Linked DNA regions of Mus musculus: region 2 is linked to region 1. A link is a loop called in an ENCODE intact Hi-C map of the cell type or tissue named here. Cell type or tissue: left cerebral cortex. All regions are shown on one strand. Links, peaks and the distances in the headings refer to the core of each region. The heading gives the core; the rest is flanking DNA.

What was found. Hi-C counts contacts between places; a loop is a spot of excess contacts. Peaks named below come from ENCODE experiments on the same cell type or tissue, not always from the same donor. Only the 100,000 strongest peaks of a DNase experiment are listed, where the experiment ranks them.
Region 2: it touches region 1 in a loop (6-fold over the local background); 2 of 42 quality-filtered maps call a loop at or near these places.

The regions. Positions count from the first base shown.
Region 1 is chr11:109,355,659-109,366,061 of GRCm38, forward strand. It overlaps Gna13 (guanine nucleotide binding protein, alpha 13), which reads left to right and starts at 7,136. Exons shown (of 4, transcript NM_010303.3): 1 at 7,136-7,598; 2 at 9,878-10,104. The coding sequence starts at 7,316. Gm11696 (predicted gene 11696) reads right to left here and starts at 7,996. Exons shown (of 2, transcript NR_038097.1): 1 at 7,448-7,996; 2 at 1-1,335. In left cerebral cortex, for the core only: a CTCF peak has its summit at 6,147; DNase peaks (open chromatin) are centred at 3,096, 3,818, 5,026, 6,327 and 4 more places; H3K4me3 peaks cover 3,649 bases; H3K27ac peaks cover 6,278 bases.
Region 2 is chr11:109,468,866-109,479,268 of GRCm38, forward strand. It overlaps Slc16a6 (solute carrier family 16 (monocarboxylic acid transporters), member 6), which reads right to left and starts at 4,733. Exons shown (of 6, transcript NM_001029842.2): 1 at 4,383-4,733. The coding sequence starts at 4,627. Arsg (arylsulfatase G) reads left to right here and starts at 4,509. Exons shown (of 14, transcript NM_028710.3): 1 at 4,509-4,556. In left cerebral cortex, for the core only: a CTCF peak has its summit at 5,382; DNase peaks (open chromatin) are centred at 1,501, 2,584, 3,478, 3,650 and 3 more places; H3K4me3 peaks cover 3,242 bases; H3K27ac peaks cover 2,213 bases.

The DNA.
Region 1 (10,403 bases), core at 1,646-9,645:
TGGCTGTTTTACAGATAAAAAGGGCAACCGAGTTCTCACTAAGTCCCCCACTGTAGCCGTTCCTCTCTGAACTAGAAAATGAGTAGGCAGTGATCTAAGAGTCACACCTGATTAGAAAGAGTGGTAGCTGAGCTCTCTCCCTAAAGGAGCTTTCCCTCAGAAGCACAAAATTCCTGGTCACGCCTTGAGCTGCTTCCCCTGGCTCCCGCTGTCTCCTCTCCTCTCCCGCGGGATCCTGGCCGGGCAGCAGCAGAAGGCTAACTGAAGCAGAAGGGAGCTGGCCTGAAATCCTCTCCTGTGAGCCTTCCAACACCATCATTCTGACTCAGCAGCTGCTGCCTTCCCCGAATCCTTCCTTCCTCACCGTTTTTTCCTTAGCAGCTGACCGTGGAGTCAGGATGAGCTGATGATATGATTTGCTCGGGGAGGGAGCCTTGTCACAGACAGACACCAGCCATGTGGGCCATTTCTCAGAGCCCCTGGATGGGTCTTTATGGCTGTGAGGCAAACATAGCTGACGTACTCCATCCGGCATTTTCTCAGTGAGGCAAAGGCCAGCTTGGCGGGCCGTGACATGTGACAATACCTGAAAACTGAGCCTGCTAGCCAGCCACGGGAGACTGGTTGCCGAAAGTGGCAGGTCCAAGCCTGCTAACCCAGTGTTCCACTGGAAAACCCTCTGCCATCCGACTGGGAGCAGATTTGAATTTCCCTGGGGAAGAACAACTTGTATTTAAACAATTTCTGTTTCTGGTAAGAAACAAGTACCTGTCATCTTTCAAAGTGACAAGGGAGGCAGGCATGGTGACGTACACCCATAATCCCAGCACTCAGGGTGGCTGAGGTGGGGTGATTTCGAGTATGAGGCTACCCTGGGCTTCATAGTGAGACCTTATTTCAAGATGGGGGGAAAGTCTGGGACAGTTAGGGAGATGGCTCACTGAGTAAGAATGCTTGCGCTGCACTCGAATGTATGTACAGCGTCTGTACAAAAGAAGCTGGGCCTCGCTGATGTACCCATGGGGGGGTGGGGGGGACAAAGAAAGGTTGACATCCAGATCTCACTGGCCAGCCAGGCTACCTGAGATGGGGAACTTCTGCTTCAATGAGAGAGCCTGTCTTAACATCCTGCTCTGGCCTCTGCATGCACATCAAGGAGTGTGTGTGAGCGGGCAGGGCTTTGTGTAGTGCTGTATAAACCAGCAGCTGGAGTGGGTCTGACGTTTCCGAGCGAGGTGTGTCTGGGGTCACGGATGCGTGTCTCTGAACCTCCGACTGAGGATAAGCTGAGGTTTCAGCTGGTCACCGGCAGCTCAGGGATGGTTTTTTTGGAGGCTGAGAAAAATACAACCAAGAATTAAAGTCATGTTTTCCGTTATTAACAACAACAAACAAAACCACCCACCGTTCATTTCCACATGTCTAGTTTCATCTGAATCTTTCCATATGAGCAGCTTATTCTGGGAAGGGCCACATCAGACTGCATTACAGAAACAGAAACGGTGCCTTTTTAGAGCTAACTCACGCTAAGCGCATAACATATGGGGTTTACATCCCAGGTAAATAGAGCCATAAGCTCTGCTCCTCTCTCTTGCTCTCTCTCTCTCTCTCTCTCTCTCTCTCTAGCTCGCTCTCGCTCTTTTTGCCTCCATCAGCCACCTGGAACATTTTACAAACCAGAGCCTGAGCCCAATGTAGGGACATTTCACTAGAATCAGTCTAACAGCTGGAGAACTTCAAGATGGCAGCCAGCCTGGAAGGGGCTGGAAAAACAGACAGACCAACCCACAAACAAAACTACAGAACACTACAGTCCCTTAACGCTAAATACAGTTCATTTCTTGTCTCAGGCTTAGGCTTTACACACCCAGGGATTCTGAGCCTTGGGCTTCTTTGAGAGCACCAGAGAGAGCAACTGTGCTACCAGTCAAAGTAGCACCAGAGAGAGCAACTGTGCTACCAGTCAAAGTAGCACCTATGCACCGTGGCTTGTGCCTGCCTGCCTGCCTGAAATCCCACTGTCTGGGGATAAAGAGTTCAAGGGCAGAGGCTCAGGGTTGTACAAGCATGAGGATCTGAGTGTGAACTCAGTGTGTGTGTGTGTGTGTGTGTTGGGGGGGGGGTAATTTGAGTTTTGCTGGCTGCTAGCTTAGCTCCAGGCTCAGTGAGGGACCCTGTCACAATGGAGCAAGGAAATAAGATGGAGAATCAAGAGACCCCAAAGCCCCCCCTCTGGTCTTTACATGCACAAACACAGTTGTGCACCCCTGTATACGTGTGTGCATGTAACACACACACTCACAGACACACAGACACACTGAAAGAAATTCAAAATCATTTTCAGCTTCATATGAAGTTCAAGACCAGCCTGGGCTAGCAAACATGAGAGCCTGGAAAGCCTGTCTCAAAAAGAAACACACACATACACACACACACAACAAATACACACCACACACACATATACACCACACACACAACACATAAGCACACATATACACAACACACACACATACACACATACACAATACATACACACCACACACACACATACACACATACACACCACACACACATACACACCACACACACCACACACACATACACACATACACACATACACACATACACACACACACACACACACACACACACAAAGTGGGGGAAAGGCTTTAGAGATGGTTCAGCATTTACTTGTTGCTCCTGTAAAGGATCCAGGTTCCGTTCCTAGCACCACATGCTGGTTCACAACCACTTATAACTTCAGTTCCAGAGGATCCAATGGCTTCCTCTGACCTCCTCAGGCACCGGGCATACATGCAGCATGCAGGCAAGACACTCATAAAATCAATTTAAAACGTTTCAGCCAATTAATGAAAACAACAACAAGGCTCAAGATCAGCTTGTGCTACAAGGAACCCTGTCTCACGCCCTCCCTCTCCCCTCCAGTCAAAACAGTGTGCTTGCAGTCCTGGCAGGCTCTGCAGCAGGCCACAGTAAGCAAAACTTTAAGGGAGTCATTTAAGCTTTCCCTCCTGGCAGCTTCCAAAGAGCACGGGGCTAGAGCCTAGTGTTCCTAGTTGGGCTATTGTGAGTAGTGAATGAGATAAAGTAGGTCAGAGTGCTTGCAGGCATTTTAAACATCACACACTGTGAGGCCTGTATCATGGGGAGGGAGGGGGCGTGCTCAGGAATTCCCTGTCCCTTTCCTTTCCTGGAACAGAAAGGGATACAGAAGAGCATTCAGGCCTACTCTATCTATAAGAAAGAATTAGAATCCATCTATTTAACACTGACGTTGAGATAGCAGAGTGTCACAAGCTAAATGCTACATGTGCCATTGTCCCCATTAGAAAATTAACTCAAGGTTTAACTACCAACTGATGTGACTGACTCTTAAATAAACACATCTAAATGGGTGTTGGCCCATCCTGACCTGTAAATAGTCACCTTGGCAAGCAAAGCCTTTATTTAAATTATATTCACCATCGCTCAAAAGAAAGACGTTTTTTTTCTTTCTAACGCCTCTTTGGAACTGCTGCTGGAGCCTCTGGTACATTCTTTTGAATATGTCTGAGGGTGACACATTTTTGTCCTTTGTGGATAATCCTGATTTTTGTCAACAGGCCAAAGTTACTTGGCACAGAGACGGGTAAATAAGCTAAGTAATACTGTTTTTCAAAAATTTAACATAAACCATGACTACAAGACAGAAGTCTTTCAGCTCCTGAAGGATTGTGAATCGATTTCGAGGGTGATAACAGACAGGGAAGGGCTCCTTCCTGCGTCTTGCCAATAAACTTTGACCTTCCAGAAAGAACGAAGCAACTGCTCAAAAGTCCTATCATTGTAACCCAGCTCGGGGGCAGGGCAGGCCCAAACCACTATTTTGCATATGGATTAACTGGCTGGTCAGGATAGCGACCTTTCCTAAGAATGAACATTTGGATCTGCTAGAAACAGCATCTAGCAGGCTCAATTCTAACCGATAGACTCTGCCTTCCCTTAGAAGTTGGGCTGTTTTATTTTTCCCCTCTATGAAAAACACGGTGACTGAAATATCGCCAGTGCCATGACAGTGTAAGGGAAGGCAGCCCCTTCTGCTGCAAATCACTTCCACCACCACAGTTTAAACACAGTGGCGCTGCCATTCGGGACAGGTTGCACACTGTAGCATTCTCATTCATTAGATGCTACATAGCGGCCCTTTCTTTCATTAATGTTACAGACTGCAATACTTCCAGAACTCCAGCGTCAGCTGATGTCAAGTATCATTTATGTAACAAAGCTCTTCCTTAATTCACCTTTTCTTCCTTCCATGCTGAGATCCACTTTACATATGGTTTGGCCATTTCCACATACGCAGCTCAGCACTTGGTACAGTCACAGTGGTCTGTCACCACCGCCACTATCTGTTTTCCAAATACTCAAAACAATTCATTAAGTACTCCCCATTCGCCCCTGCTTCTCAAGCCCTGGCAACTACTTCTTTCTGTTTCTGTGGGTTTACTTAGTCTGGACATTTCACAGAATCCAAACCATACCATGAGTGCCTCCCACACTGAGGGTGATATTTTCCAAGCTGATTCTTGTAACATGTATCAGTGTATGTGTGGCGTATGTGCGCACCTGTAGGGAGGGGCACATGTGTGGACTTGTGAGTGCACATTATCCGTTGAGACAGAATCTCTCACTTGGACCCAGAACTGGCTGCTTGAGGTAATCTAGCTAGTCAGCCAGCTCTGGGAATCCTGTCTCTGTCTTCCAAGCCACCCAGCCCACCTGGCATTTTTGTGGGCTCCGGGAGATCCGGGCTACAGCCCTCCTGCTTGAACAGCAGGCACATAAATCACGGAGCCACCTCCTCAGCCCCTTCTTTCGGCACTTTTACTCTTTTTTATGACTGCACGATCTGTTGCTTGGATGAATCACATTTTGTTTAGCCATTCATTTGCCAATGGGCATTTGGGTCGTCTTAAGTGGTATTCATTTATTTTGTTGTTGTTCTTAACAGCGCTGCCAGGACCATGGGTGTCCACGTTTTTGCCTGAGCAGCGTGCTGGGTTTTCTGAGGGTACACACCTCGGAGTGGACCTGCCTGGTCACGTGGTAGTTCTATGTTTAGCTTTTGAAGAACCACTAAACGGACTCACTTTTATGCTTATGATTTACAAAGTGTCTTGATCACCAGTTACACAAAGCAGCCAAACCCCAGCCCGGGCTTTAAACGTTTCTTTTCAGAAACCCTGATTAGGGCAGCCAGGCTCAACCCGAGCCAAATTTGTTCCAAGGCGAGGTTCCACTCAGGACTTTGAACAGCCTCCCTGCTGTGTTACATGTCCCGACAAGAACTGGCCAGGCAGGAATCCCTTCCTGCCTCCTAGGCATCCTTGCTTTTCCACTCTGTTGTGTACACCTCAGGAAAACGAAGATGCTTAATCTAACGTACGCATTTCCCTCCTCTGTTTCTGCTAATGAATTCGGACTAGAACATGGAGGTAATTCAGGGCCTTGGTGTCTACCTGTCCTGGGTAGAAGCTGGCCTTTTCACGGCCCTAGAACAGGGTATCCCTAACAGTGATCAAGGTATATACAGAGATCAACCATCTATGACAGACTTTGGTCACAAATCAGTCCTGACTTTAGCAATCCACAGATGCTGGATGCGAGCTCAGCCTACTTTGCACACAGCCTACTCTGTGGGCTCAGGTCCGCTCGCGGTCTCAGTGGATGTAACAGGAGACAATTCTACTACATGTATTGTTTACTGCAGCCAGTGTAGTGAGTGAGTCGTGAGCTACCCAGTCATTGGCCCAAATGGACAGTAACTGATGGACTGACTTATAGTGCTGGTTTTTAAAATTTTAAACTTGTGCATGTCACGGTGTTGACCTCTTTACCCCAACTCCCTAACACACAGGAAGTTCCCAAGTTGCACACGAGTCAGGTCCCAGGAGCAAAACCAGACAGGCATCAACTTTGAAACTGACAAGAATGAAGAAGTTGGCTTCTGAGGTCCTTGCTACAGTCATTCAGCTGTCACTAGTCACGTGTTCCCCAGGAGTCTCTTTTTCAGGTGTTCTGGCCTGATCTGCTGGTATGACAGAAAAAAAAAAGTTTCTTGTCTGTCATATCCTCTGTAATCCGGCAGGAAACCCAAAATGTGCCTGCTGCAGTCCTAGGCTGAGCGCTTATCTGCTTCCTTGGGAAGAACGTGCATCAGAGTGTCCGGTTTAGGGGGATTTTCAACATGACCTCACCCTCTCCACCATTCACTGACCTCAGAAGGCATTACCCAAGTCACAAGTGCAGCTCGGATGGGAATCTAATGAGTGAGCCAGCCGCCAGCGACCTTCCTGGCACATCTCACGAGAACATCAACTCCAACTTCCCCTCAAACCAGGGCAGGTTATCAATAGTGCCCTGAGCTGCTAGGGTGAGGTGTTGATCAATAACGACATCTGACATCTACTTATCCTTCCAGATTCGGGATGGTTAGGATGACAAGGGGGCGGGGAAGGGTCGCTGCTAATTAAACGCACGATCTTGAAGGAAAGCTCTTGCCTGCCGGTAATACCAGAAACGGACAGGGAGGCTGAAGCAAGACGATTGTCACAAATTTAAGCCAACTTGGGCCGCAGGGATCTTGTCTCAAGAGTTAAAACAAAACAAAACAAAACAAGGCAAACTGTAACGAAGGAAGGCTTGCACTGGTCGGGTGCGGGGATGTCCCAGCCAATGGTCTCAAAATAGGTCGCGTGAAGGTGACAGCAAGCGGCGGGCGAGTAACTATGGGAAAGGGCAGTGGGATCTGTAGTGAGAAAGATGCCCCAGCGGAAAGGGGTCAGGATGGGCTTTGCTTACTCGCCTCGGGGCTCCGGGAAGCGGTGGCACTAAAGGGAAACAGAAACTCTGGATCCGCAGGCGCGCGCGCCCAGCCTGGCCCACGTGACCCGGGCTCCGCCGCTCTCCGAGCGCGCTCCCGGCTGCACAGGAGCGCGTGACTCCCGCCGCTGCCGCTCCCTCCTCCGCTCGGCGTGCCTGCGTGCGCGTACCCGAAAGGCAGCGGGCACGCGCACGCCCAGAGGGCCGCCGCCCCTCCCCGGGCCCGCCCTCCCTCCCTCCCTCCCTCCCTCCCACCCTCCCCCGGCCGGCGCGGCCCGCCCTGGCGAGTCAGTCCTCGGGTTCCCTCCCTCCCCGGGCGCGCTCGGGCCGCCGCTGCGCTCCCCGCCCTCCAGCCGCCTTGCCGGAGCCGCCCGCTGCCGGAGGAGGAGGTGGAGGAGCCGCAGGGGCCCGCCGAGGCGGCGGCGGCGGCAAGATGGCGGACTTCCTGCCGTCGCGCTCCGTGCTGTCCGTGTGCTTCCCGGGCTGCGTGCTGACGAACGGCGAGGCCGAGCAGCAGCGCAAGTCCAAGGAGATCGACAAATGCCTGTCGCGGGAGAAGACCTACGTGAAGCGGCTGGTGAAGATCCTGCTGCTGGGCGCGGGCGAGAGCGGCAAGTCCACCTTCCTGAAGCAGATGCGGATCATCCACGGCCAGGACTTCGACCAGCGCGCGCGCGAGGAGTTCCGCCCCACCATCTACAGCAACGTGATCAAAGGTGCGGGGCGCGGCGGGGCTCGGGGACCCCTGGGGAGCCGGGCCGGGCACCGCCCTCATCCGCCGGGTCCCCAGTCGGAGGAGACCGAACGGGATCAGATCGGACGGGCGAGCGGGTGGGCGCGCCTTGGGCACCGTTCTGTGCGCCCTGTTGCCCTGGTCCCTTCGATCCGGGACGCCCCGCTGTCCCCCCCGTGCTACCCCGGTGAGGGTCACGGTCGGCCCAGCACTCCGCGGCTGGCCTCGCCCCCTCCAAGAGGGAAGTGCGGCGAGTAGGGTGACTCGGGGCAGCGGGGCAACTTGTGTCCTCCCTGCACTCCGGGCAAGACCACCCATCAGTAGCCCCAGGTCCTACACTCCCTATCCCTTCCTATCCTTCTTTCCTTTCTGCCCGTCCCTGGTGGGTGACCCTAGTAACCGGGTATGTTACCCTTCCAGCTTTGGGCTTCCTAGGCCACCTCTTGACTTAAGCAAGTTCTGGAACGGTTGTAATGAGGAAACTTTTTTTTTTTTTTTTTTTTTTTTTTTACCCTGAGACTCTTGTCAAGGGCATAGAGTGACAGCCTCTAGAGCCTTTTGGGGCAAGAGTATGAAACTCACGTTTACTGAACTGGCATCAGGAAAGTCTATTAAAAAAAATTAGCGCGAGTGGTTTTATCGGCTCATTGCTACAGGATGTTTGTAATCACAGTTCAACATGTTGCACACTTTTTTTTTTCTTAATAACTCGAGACAGGAGAAAAAAACAGTATCATTTCATATCATTTCTAATGCTTTCATGAATTTATGTTTAAATACATGTGCTGGACTGCATGGTGGGCTTCACAAATCCTGTTGAACAGTATTTTAAATACTGTTCCTTAAGTGAAAACCACCCAATATTTTTATTCCTTAGTGTTCAAATAAGTTGCAGAGGTGGCTTTTATTTTTATCATTTAAAAGAATCATCTTGTTTTTTTTAATTTTTTTTTCTTTAGTGTCAGGTATTTTCTACCTAAGAGAAGTTGGCAGAGTTGAGGCACAGCAGCACATCAGAAAACAGATTTCTGAGTGGTTAAGGAGTCACCCTATTAAATCTAGGGCTTGGAAGCAAACTTTAATTTTGTAGGTCTTTTCAAGGAGTTGTGTGACTTTTTTTTAAGCATATTTTTTGTTGTTCAAGAAGAACATAAGCAAACTCCCTCATGGGTCCGTTCCCCCCACCCCCTTCAGTGTTTCAAGTAGGGAAAGACTAGAGAAGATGCTTTGCCAGGCAGAGAGGGGAGAGGGCGAGGCCAGGAGCTCACAGTCCATGTCTTGCCCTTACCCTTGTACCTTTGCAGTAAAGCTGAAAAGGATGGCTGTGTTCAGTCTGCCTTAATGCTCAGCACAGAACTAATTAAAGTCTCCTGGAAGACTGTAAACTGTACCTTGCCAGCCCTTAATTGAAGGTACCTTTGTATCCTGATACAGATGAACTTAAAGAATGAACAGACTCAAGTAGTCACTTGTGAGCGAGGCAAATCACCTGCTTTTCTACACACACTGGGCCTAAGAGTCCCTTTGAACATGATTGTGTGATCAGGTTGAAGTCTAGGGAGGCATCTTATTTTCTTTTGTTGGCATGGTCAGAAAAGTGAAAGCATAACAATTTTTTCTTGTATCCAAAGAAATGACTTCCCGATGATGACAGAAGTAACAGTTTTAGAGACAGGAGTTTGAGCTGACCTGTGTAAGTGGAAGCCTCATGGGCGGTCTTGGGTCTTTGTGCAGTTGGTTTTCCTTTTAGGTGACTAAAGCCAGTGTGTGACTGCACTGATTAAAAGAGAAACTTGGTCTGAGGAAGCCTTGAGGTTAAGTGCGTCCTAGAAGACAGTGTTGGTAGGAACCTGGAGGACCCGGACTGCACACAGCACAGTCAGCTGTCCTTAGCTCGGGCCGGGCCGTCTTTAGCCTGGCACCAGCCTAGGCAGCACTATTTATTTTTTCTGTCTCCGGTTTTGACTGCCGTCTACACCAGAAAGGATTTTTATGAATCGTAGCATATTAGAATCCTCCCCAAAGTGGTTTTTGTTATTAATATTAACTTTTCAAGGCTTCTGGTTTTGAGACAGTGAACACTTGTTTCTCAAACCTCTGAGAAGATAAAGGTTTTGTTTTGATTCTGGTCTCCCATTTTGGAAGTGGGGCTTCTGTAATAGCTAAAAATTAAGGAACCAATACTGAGTAACCCTGGGGCCAAAGCCTCTGATGGTATCTTCATGACTCTTCCTCACACGGTTTTTCTCTTTTTAAACAAAGGTATGAGGGTGCTGGTAGATGCCCGAGAGAAGCTTCATATTCCCTGGGGAGATAACAAAAACCAGCTCCATGGAGACAAGTTGATGGCATTTGATACCCGCGCCCCCATGGCTGCCCAGGGGATGGTGGAGACTCGAGTGTTCCTGCAGTATCTTCCTGCTATCAGAGCCTTATGGGAGGACAGTGGTATACAGAATGCCTACGATCGGCGCCGGGAATTCCAGCTGGTAAGACATCCGCTTCTCCAAAATGTGTTTTTGTGTATATATTTTTATGATTTGCGTTTTTACTTCTGTGTGCGTGTGGGTACGTGCACATGCCAGCACATGTGCAGACATCAGAGGACACTTGTGGGAGTGGGTTCCCCACTAGCATATCGGTTCTGGGTGTTAAACTCAGGTCCTCAGGCTTGGTGGCAAGTGTTTACCTGCTGAGCCACCCTAGCCCTGAAGTGTGCTTTTATTTAATGACATTTAGCAATGTCTGTTTTAGCGCACTCTTACAGACTCCCACAGTGTAACCAATT
Region 2 (10,403 bases), core at 696-8,695, 110 kb after region 1:
CTCCTCTTTAGAAGGGACTGGGGAATCTTTGTTGTTCTTTATTGAGACGCCATCTTTCTATGGAGACCTGGCCATCCTGGAACTTGATGTAAACGTAGACCAGGCTGGCCTTGAACTTGTAGCCATCTGCCTGGCCTGCCTCAACCTCCCAGGTGCTGGGATTAAAGGCACTTAGCTAGCGGAGACTGGAGAATCTCGAAGGCATCCTCCAGCTTTAACAGATGATAGTTTTGACTTTAGCATTTAACTCTATTCATCAGCTGATATGACTGCAGGCTGAACCTAGTGGGTGGCCCAAGGAAACCGGGCTAAGAGGCAAAGTGCTAGCTCTGGAAGGGTCTTGAGGGGGTGGGTGTGACGCAGCTGGACGTTAGATTTGGGCAGAAGACACTGAACTGCTCCTATTTATTTCCTGAGCCCCTTTTGGGCGATAGTTTGCTCACTTATGCTTTATGTCTGCGCCTCTCTGTTCTGGCTACAACCAAATACAGCTTTCACTACATTCATGATACATACAAATCTGCAGCAACCCTCTTGTCTGGGATTAAAGGCACTAGCCAGCCACGCCCAACCAACAGAGGATGAAGGGAAACAAACCTTTCTACCTTCTTATTGGGATCATCATAAAGGGAAGATGGCCTCGCCAAGCCAACTCTAACATTTATTCCAGTTACAAGCCTGGAACATCCTTCATCCTACCATGGGTGGCTTTGAGATAAGACCACAGTATGGCACAATAACAGAGTACAAGCCTTCCTGGAAGATAATATTGGCATGTTATAGCTAAGATCGCGCGTAAGAGCTTGGGCATGGTAGCGTGCTACCCAACATGCCTGTAGGCATAAGGATCAGAAATTCATTCAAGGCCACCCATGGCTATAAGCAAGTTTGAGCCAGTTTGGGCTGCATGAGACCCTATTTCAACCCTCCTCCCTGAGTGGAAAAGACTGTATGAGGCGGGCTACCTACAGGGCAATCAGATACTCTTCCCAGACTCAGTGCCTGCATAGCATTTTGTGTATCACAGACGCTTGCTCAAAGTTTACTGAACAATCCGGGCATTGTGGTCAACTCAGAGGACCGAGGCAGGAGGATTGCTAGGTTTTGGTTACACATCTAGACTTTGTCTAAGAGAGAGAGAGAGAGAGAGAGAGAGAGAGAGAGAGAGAGAGAGAGAGAGAGAGAGAGAGAGAGAGAGAAAGAGAGAGAGAGAAAGCAAGCAAAGCTAAAGTCCAGCCTGGACTACAGTCCTGTCTACCTTCTCCTCCACCTCAAAAAACAAAACACCAAAAACAAAATACAAAAACAATCAAAGGAAATAAACACTAACAAGCAACAGAAACAAAACTAGTCCTCTTCAAAGTTTACTAAACAAAATAAGAGACTTGGGGGTGCCCCCAAAACAACACACAGCTCATGCCTTTTAAAACGAGGAAGTGTCTGGCTGCAGAATAAGCAGTTTGCTTAGCTCTTCCTCCTGCCATTTAACCAACAGGCCACTGGGCTCTACGAACCGTCACACTGTGCACACTGTGCACAAAGCAACCGAGGCCCAACCTTTCAACTTGACGACTCAAAGGCCTCCACAAATTACAGACTGCGAAAACTACCAGTCCGTTTGGTTTTGTATCTGATGGGAAACACCTTGTGGGGCTTTAAATGGCAGAGCTGGTTAAACAACCTGATTGGTCTCCGGCCACGGCTTCTCTTCTTGATGTTCAGTGTTCCCAACACGTAGATTCTGAATCTAACTAGGTTCTGAGTCCAAAGCTTGTCCCCTAAGAAGAGGCAATCCCAAGGGATGGCCTTTGACCCCGACTGACTCTGAGTTACCACCTACAGATTAGCCCAGTGTGGGTTTATCTTCTGGAAACCCTTTGGGCAGTGGTTCCGGACTAGCAGAAATCTCCTGATGGCTAAATTGCATCTGTGAAGGCGATTTCTAGGTTTTTCCCCATTAGATAGTTCTGTTATTCTGAGTAAGCGCCTGCTGGCTTTTCACCCAAGACCCCCCAATGTCCTTCTGATGGAAAAAAAAAAGGCTGGACAGTTTAGTGTATTTCCTAGTAGCTTTTGGTTACCCTTATGTCTCTGTCAAAAAAGAAAAAGGAGAGAATATAAAACAAAACAAACTGGAGTGAAGTTCTTTGCTTATAGACCTATAGACAGCTACACTCAGGAAGCCAAGACAGGAAGTGGGCTATGTGTTGAAGCAGGCTTCTTTACGCAGTAAGTCTCAAGCCAGTTTGGGCTACAGGATAATAAGCCTGTTTCCCTGAGAGGGTGAAGGAAGCAGGCCTTAAATGGGTGTCCTACAGGACTTGGAGATTTATAATTACCTGGGACATTCACTGTGATTTAATTTGTTGTAAGGATTTGGCAAAAAGACATAAAGATACTGGATTATCATACAGTCTCTGGGGTTAGTCTAGGGTCAGTTCTGGGCGAAGTTCAAAAGACAAGCTTAGAAGGCAATGAGCTGGCGGCTGCTGGTGTCAGCAGAACAGAGGCACTTCGAAGCTCCTTCAAGATGTAGACCGGAGTATACAGCTTCTGACAAGTTGTCTCTAGCCTCAGTTGTCTGGACCAGTCTGCATGTGTGTGTGGGAAGTTCGTTTGAATTCTCTCTATAAAAAACAAAACTTCCCCAACTCTAACCTGCTAAACGGCCTCAGCCACGTTTGAATGAATCACTGGCTACAAGCTATTCACCCGGTTTGCAAGACCATCGAGTTGAAACCCAAGCCCCTAATTTAAGTGTCTTCCTCTGGAGTTCCACTGAGGAAAAGTCCTGTTTCTGGAAACCGCAGAAGGAAAACTCAGGGCCAGTGGTACTCATTAAGACCAGTTTTCCACTTGACTGCATTGTTTATTTACATACTGTCAGTTTCTATCTTTGACGGTGCCGGGTGCCGCTGGTCCCTTAATTACCAGGAAAGGTGTTTCACCACTGTATTCTCCCCAACCCCCGAGCCACCTAACAGTGCTTGGCACACGGGAAGACCTTAGTATAGGAACTGGCACTTTCTTGTAGCTAGACACTCATCAGAATGGTTTGTAAAAAAAACAAAACAAAACAAACAAACAAACAAACAAACAAAAAAAACCAGTCAGATCACCAGAGGCTGAAATCTCAATCCTAAGGTAGAAATCCCCTTCCCGTCAAAAGCAGCCAGCACAGTGCCTAGCTGTACAAACCACCAGCTTCCAGGTTAAGGAGTTGTAATGGGTTCCTCAATTCCTACGATCTTCCCCCCTACCCTGTTGTTCGATGACATTTTTACACGCCATCTAACAAACTTCTATCACTTGTCTGCTGCGGTGCAGGGATTGAGAACAACCCAGAAGGAAATTAACCTATTTCCTCTTTAAAATCATTCTCCCCCCACGCCTGGAGCCGTTCAGCTGCACGACACTTTGCTGCCGCTGGTAGCCCGGCGGACCTTGGAAGTTGTGCGGGACCGACCAGCAGGCAGCAAGCGGGTGACAGTGCAGCCCGGCAAGGTGTGGGACCCACGCTCCGAAGGGAAATCTGTCTCTCTCCGGGACCGCCCTGGGGAGGGGGGTAACAGGGATGGAGACCCGAAGTTCCACTTTTCCCTCGTGCTGCCTCAGTGGCCGCCTTGGGTGCGCGCGCGAGCCCGGGGAAGGAAGGTACCTCTCTGACATTTCGCTCTGCTGACGCGCCGGCAACTTCATGAGGAAAATCCAGAGAGGGTCTGAGACGGTCGCCGGACTCGCCTCACAGCCTGGCTCCTTTCACCCCGGGTTGGGGACGATCAAAGGCCAGGGCACCCTTTAAGGTATTTCCTGGAACCCATCTATACTTAGGGTCATGGACATTCAACTCTCAGTTGCCCACAACTGCCCGAGCGCGTCATCCCAGTGGCTCCGAACACTCCCAACTGTCAGAATATTTTTCGGATTAACCTCTTTAAAATGTTAAAAGCTTTCCTCCTCCCCGCCCTTAAAAAAAAAAAAAAGGCCCCAACACATATTAAAAAACAAACAAACAAACACCCATACCCCACAATCAAACTTTTAAGCGTGTAAAATAATAAAACCAACTCACCAAGTTAGAAGGGAAGAGAATAAACCCCAAAAGGCACCCAATAAGGCGGAGGCTGGGCCTCCGGAGCCTTCTTATAAACCGCTCCGTAACATGAGAAAAAGGTTTAACCCCTTAGGGCGTGGGCCAGAGTCTCTATCAAGTTGGCTCCGGGCGGGGAGCCTGGAGTACCCTGGCCCCCAACCCACGCCAGCCTCGGCCACCCGAGCCACACCCTCCCCCCGCCCCCCAACCCTGTCGCCTCCTCCCGGGCCGTGCGTGCCGCCGCCCGCGCCCCGGCCCCGCTTCTCTCTGCCTATCTCTTATCCTATACCGGCTGCAGCCGGTCTCCGCCGGCCTCGGGGGCGCGCCGCCGACCATGTGCTGGGAGCGCCGAGCGCCTGCAAGGAGGGGGCCGGCCTGGTGCGCGCGCGCGGGCCCACGTGGATCGGGGCCGCGCAAGGCACGCGCCCCGCCTGCCGGCTGCCGGGGCTGGGGGTCACGGAAGGTAACCGCGCTGTCATCGCGGGTCGCCCATCCCCGCCGACGCCTCTGGGGTCCTTGGCCCGACGCCCTCATCCCCTCATCCGCGCGTGCCCGTGTGATCCCGGCCCGATCGGACCCCGGCACTTAGCTGCAGTGCGAGCGGGAGCGCGATCGAGCCCGGGGCGACCGAGTGCGCCCCTGCACCCCCTCTCCGAGCGCAGCTCCCGGGTCCGCCCGCGCCCTGAGGATTTGGGGAGCCAGTGAGGAGGCTGGGGAGGGGGGGTTGGGAGGGCAGGGGAGGCGCGCGTTTGGGCTGGTCCCGCGCGTCCCTGGTCCCGGACTGAACAGGTTCCTTCCAGTTTGGGTGTGAGCGGAGCACGCGCGGGATCCCGAGTTCCTCCTCTAGAGACCACTTCCCCCCCAAATTTCGTCAACTCGCGCGCCCCGCCAGTTCCCCTTCCGGGCATGCGGGGGGAAGTGCCGCAATGGGCCCTAAGGAGCCCGCGGCTGGGTTGCTGCCGGTGCACTGTCGTGTTCCCCCGCCTCCCCTCCCCGTGCTGCCTTGTTTGCAGCCGCAGCAGCCACCAGCCGCCAGCATCCGCGCTGCGCGAAAGAGATGGGAGAAGCCTGGCTGAGTCAGCATCTCCGCTTCTCCGTGCGCGCGCACCCGCCTAGGCGGGAGGCGGCGTGAGCACAGGTGCACGGCAGCCTTAACCCCCCCCCCCCCCAGGAGGCTTCTGGGGGGATCGAGACCCCCAAACCTCCAAGCCCCCTGATCCCAAAGGTCACTATGAACTAAATGGATGCTTCCGGAGAAGCCCGAGTTATTCCTGAGGACAGCGCGTGTCTGAGGATTAGGGACTGTTCAGAGCCAGAGGGGGCGCAAAGTTGGTTTCCTGGACTCCATCTCACACCTCTGGAGAAAAACTGGGTACTGCCTCACAGCAAAAGCCCTGTTCCTCTGCATTCCCCCCCCTTCCCCCCTCAGACTTAGGCAACCCACGTCGGTTGATTGTGGCTCAGAGATTGTCTTTCTGATGTTAGAAACTGCAGAGAACCTACTTTGGGAGTGTGCCTGAAGGGTCGCCACCCACCGGGAGGAGCACCGGTTCAAAATTTTAATAAAAACCTTTCCTTGCTCTGTCATTTCCCCCAGGATTTGGGAATGCAGTCACCCAGTGCTGTCAATAGGCTCTGGTGTGGCTAAGTGAGGAGGCAGGTGTATTGGTGCAGAGTGTGTTACTCTGGTCACTGTAGTCCAGCCAGGCTACCACTGAATAATAACTGGCAAATTTGTGGGAATAATTAAACCTTTACCCCATCCCAGACAGGTGTAGTCCACGCTGGCTTCAAACTTATATTTGACCCCCCCCCCCCCAAATCCTGGTTTGTTTGTTTTTAAAAAACACGATCTCACTAGCCAAGCCAAGACTAACCTAAAACTGAAGATCCTCCTGTCTCGGCCTCCAAAGTGATGGGATCGCAGGGTTCTTTTTTCTTTTTCTTTTGGTTTTTTCAAGACAGCTTTGAAACCAGGCTGGCCTCTGCCTCCCGAGTGCTGGGATTAAAGGCGTGCACCACCACCGCCTGTCGCAGGCTTCTTTTTCTTAACCAAGGTCTGTCTGTAACTGGTCTGCACCGCCTAGCTTCAACCCGTCCACCAGCCTCATCCTGCACTGTAGCTGTGACTACAGGCACAATACGCTCTGCCTGGCTGGAAATGGCACGATTTTAAGACACGTTTTAAAGATGGAGCTCAGCTGATCTTGGGCTTGCAATCTTTCTGACTGTGCCTCCCAAGCACTGAAAACGCTGGCATGTGCCGTGATGCCTACCTCTTGAGTTTTCTCAACCTCTGAGTTTAAAACTTAGATAGTGCCCAAAGTCCTAGACATCAATGAATGAATGACTGGATAAAACCAGGCTGTGGAGGGCAGTAACAGCAGCCAGGTAGAATTAATTATTAATAATGTATTACTTCACGGGGACAGTGGTGGTGCACGCCTTTGATCCCAGCACTTGGAGGCAGAGGCAGGCGGATTTCTGAGTTCAAGGACAGCCTGGTCTACAAAGTGAGTTCCAGGACAGCAAGGGCTACACAGAGAAAGACTGTCTTGAAAAAAAAAAAAGTGTATTATTGCTATTTTATTATAACTCATTGTTTTACATCTGTGTTGGTTCCGATACTGAATTAAGTAGCACCCATGTGATTTGATGTGTTGGTTTTGTTTTGTTTTTCCAGATAGGGTTTCTCTGTGTTCCAGGATAGCCACCAGGCAGCTCTCAAATTCAGACCTGCCAAAGGCATGGACCACTATGCCTGACTTATTTGGGTTTTTGAGATAAAATCTGATGAGGATGACCTTAAATTCCCGATCCTCGGAATTCACCTAAGTGCTGGAATTATAGGTCCGCTCCATCAGGTTTGGCTTGTCCTGGTGTGGTACAATGATTCCCCTTGTAGAGATGAGGCAGATTGACTTGGACCCCTGGTGTCTGGATAAGGAGAGGTGGCTGGAATCCAGCCTTGCTGGCCACAGGCTGATGACTTTTGCTGGTCAGAGCCGGGCCTCACCTTTTTCCCTTGAAGCCTAGTGATCCAGGGAAAAGATGAAAGCCCCTGTTTTTCTCCCTTCCTCAGTACTGCATTACCATGCTAATCAAAGCCCCCAGACAGAACTAACTTTGTTTAGTCCTAAATAAGAACAAAGAGACCTTTGCAGTCTGGAGTACAGGACCAGAAAAATCAGGAAATTAAGCTAAGGGCCGGGCTGTACGGTTGTCCTCTTCTGTAGGTCAGTGGGAATCTCTGTGTGGCGCAGGCAGAGTCCCCTCTTCCTCTGCAGCAGACAAGGCACTAAGTTTGTTGTGAGAGTCCCTCAGCATCTTCTTGGGGGTGTGGGGAAACAGCTTCTTCAGAGCTGCCCCAGGCGCTCTCTCTCTCTCTCTCTCTCTCTCTCTCTCTCTCTCTGTCTTTCTTTTCTAGCCCTTAGGGTCATTTGCATGAGAATAGATTCCTTTGTGCAAAGTTGGCCTGCCTGTTCCCTGTCCACACTTATAGTCTTTGGGTTGGGTTGCTAGGCAGATATGACCCTGGCTTGCAAATAAGCTCGTGGCTTTTACCAGCCTGTGAGAACTTCATCTTGGGAAGCAGTCTGAAAGAAGGCTCCCCTGGAGCTCAGAAGGAGGGTCCTGCAAGCCTGCTTTGGGCTGCTGGGTCTTCAGGATAGCCTCAGAAGAAGAGAGTATCTGAGAGGCTATTAGGGAAGGCCTCAGCCCCTCAGGGTTCCACCTCCCCTTTTTCCATTGCACCTACTAGACACCTACCTAAGGGTTTCTGTTCTGCTCGAGTGGCCTAGATCCTATTATAGTTAGTTCTTGCTTTTAAAACGCTAATATCCGTTTCTCTAGTTGACAGAGAAGCTCACGTCTGTTAACTGAAGTATCCAGGCAGAGGGGCTGTGCGTTTATCTTGTGGTCTTGACTCCCACTTGATAGTCAGTCGGTAGAAAGGAGAGAGGAGAAACTGCTCTGAGGGACTTAGGTATTTGGAGAGGAACAGCTAGTGATGGTGTCACAGAACTTGGGGGTCACAGTCTGTACCCCACAAAAGCCAAGAACAGCCACCTGCCCTTAAGGCAATTAAAACAGCTGAATAAAGAGAAACAGGAGAAAGGGTGATTTATTCAATAGAGTCACATTGGAAATTGGAATAAAGAGTTCTAGTGAGCCCCTATCCTGACTTAGGTCCATCTGCAGGGCCCTGAAGTGAGAATAACGGTCCAGAGACGTGTAAGGAACTCCTGTTAAGGTGTGATCCTGCCCACCATTGCTCAGCATTGTCTGAACTTCAGCCCCACACTGTAAGGTGGTCTGACAAGTTGTTACATCTGGGAGTCAAGCTCTGACTCCCCCTTCTGGGTGATGCCTTTTCCTTTACCCAACATGAGGTTCTGGGGGGAGAGGCATCTCCTAGTTTGCAGGGATGGGGGTGGTAGGGGTGGGGGTATCCATTGTTTCAAAAGTCCCCGATAGTCAGATGGAGAGACACAAGCGTCTTTTCCGAGTGTCTCCTTTTCTGCTCGGTTAGTTGTAACGGACAAGGACAGGACAGTATTCCCCACGGTGTCCCAGGCTCAAGGAGTGAAAGTTTATAAGGGCTTGCTGCTGTGCTGGTTTCCCAGGGAGCTTCCTTCCAGAAAGTGTCACACTCTGGGGCTCCTGGGGAGTTGAGTAGAGTGGAGCTCTGTGGTATGGAGAACCAGCAGGGAGGATCGTGGGAAGTTTGGTGTGTGTGTGTGTGTGTGTGTGTGTGCCAAAGGAGAGCTGCACGGAATGACAGGAAGGCAGGAATGGGTGAGAGCATGCTGTATTTGGGGACAGTGAGGTCACTCAGAGCAGTGGGGGTGTTCATTCCCTCACACCCGGTTATCATCCAGTGGCCTATTGATCATTTGCCCATGGCTGTGTCTCATTAACTCTGGAGCAACTTGGATTTCAACACCACTGCTTTTCTCTCCCAGCCTCCTCGGTCTTCCTCGCTTATGGCTCCTGTAATGTGTCATCCCCTCATCGCTTAAAATAAAGGAAAACACCCAGCCACACGAAAGGGAACATAGCCTTGGGCCTGTTGCAAACATCCTAAAACACGAACCCAAATCGTCGGAGCAAAGTGTTAATCACGTTGCATCTAGGAATGAACCCCATGTGGCATTCAGCTTTATAATGTGGCTCTGGGTCATGAAAACTAATCTGAGATGTCGGAAAGCTGCGTATTAGAAACACTGACCTTTGCTCCAGTGACGTCTAGCTGCCCCACCCCCCACCCCCCAGACAGTTGGTGAGGTGATTCAACCTGCCGTGCTCAAGAGAGTCCCTGGCTTCCTCTGTCTTGTCTAAACAGACACTCGTGGGTCCCCAGGAAAACAGTCTTACTCTATTTTGTTTTTGTTTTTTCTTTAACTCTTTAGGAGCAAGACAGCTGCTTGCTTCCTCGTGGCTAAGAAGTATAGTTATCCTATGATTCTAGGACCGTCCTATGGAGAAGAGGCCAGGAGAGGCTCTGCGTGGTTAGAACTCTGCTGTGATCTGTGGAGCGCTCCAGCGTTAGGTGGGCTTGGGAGAGATGAATGCTATTGTCTCCCACAGAAACCATGCCTGGGGTGTGCTCTCGTCTCTGAATTATTTATTTATATTTTAAAAATAATTTATTTATTTTGATGTTATGTGTATTGATGTTTTACCTGCATGTGTGTCTGTGTGAGGGTGTCAGATCCCCTGGAACTAGTGCTAGGGACAGTTGTGAGCTACCATATGGGTGCTGGGAATTGAGCCATAGTCCTCTGCAAGAGCAGCCAGTGCTCTTAACCGCTGAGCCATCTTTCTGACCCCTCTGAATTATTTATTATCTAGTTCAGATGATAGGAAATAATGTCTTACTGAAAGTAGGCTTTTTCTCTTTTTCTTTGGAGTGTGAGTGGTGTGTGTGTATCAGTGTGTATGTGTGTGTGTCTCTGTGTGTGTGTCAGTGTGTATGTGTCAGTGTGTATGTGTTTGTGTGTGTAGCTAGGCAAGGCAGTGTGTGTGCGGGGGAGGGGGGTGGGTGCTGGCAACTCAGCCTCATGAGCTTCTGGCTTAACATGTGTATATGTCACTGTGTGTGTGTGTGTCAGTGTGTATGTGTCTGTGTGTGTATGTATGTTTCTATATGTGTGTCTGTGTGTGTGCCTGTGTGTGTGTCAGTCTGTATGTGTGTATGTGTCAGTGTGTGTGTCAGTATCAGTGTGTATGTGTCTGTGTGTGTATGTATGTGTCTGTGTGTGTGTCAGTGTCAGTGTGTATGTGTCTGTGTGTGTATGTATGTGTCTGT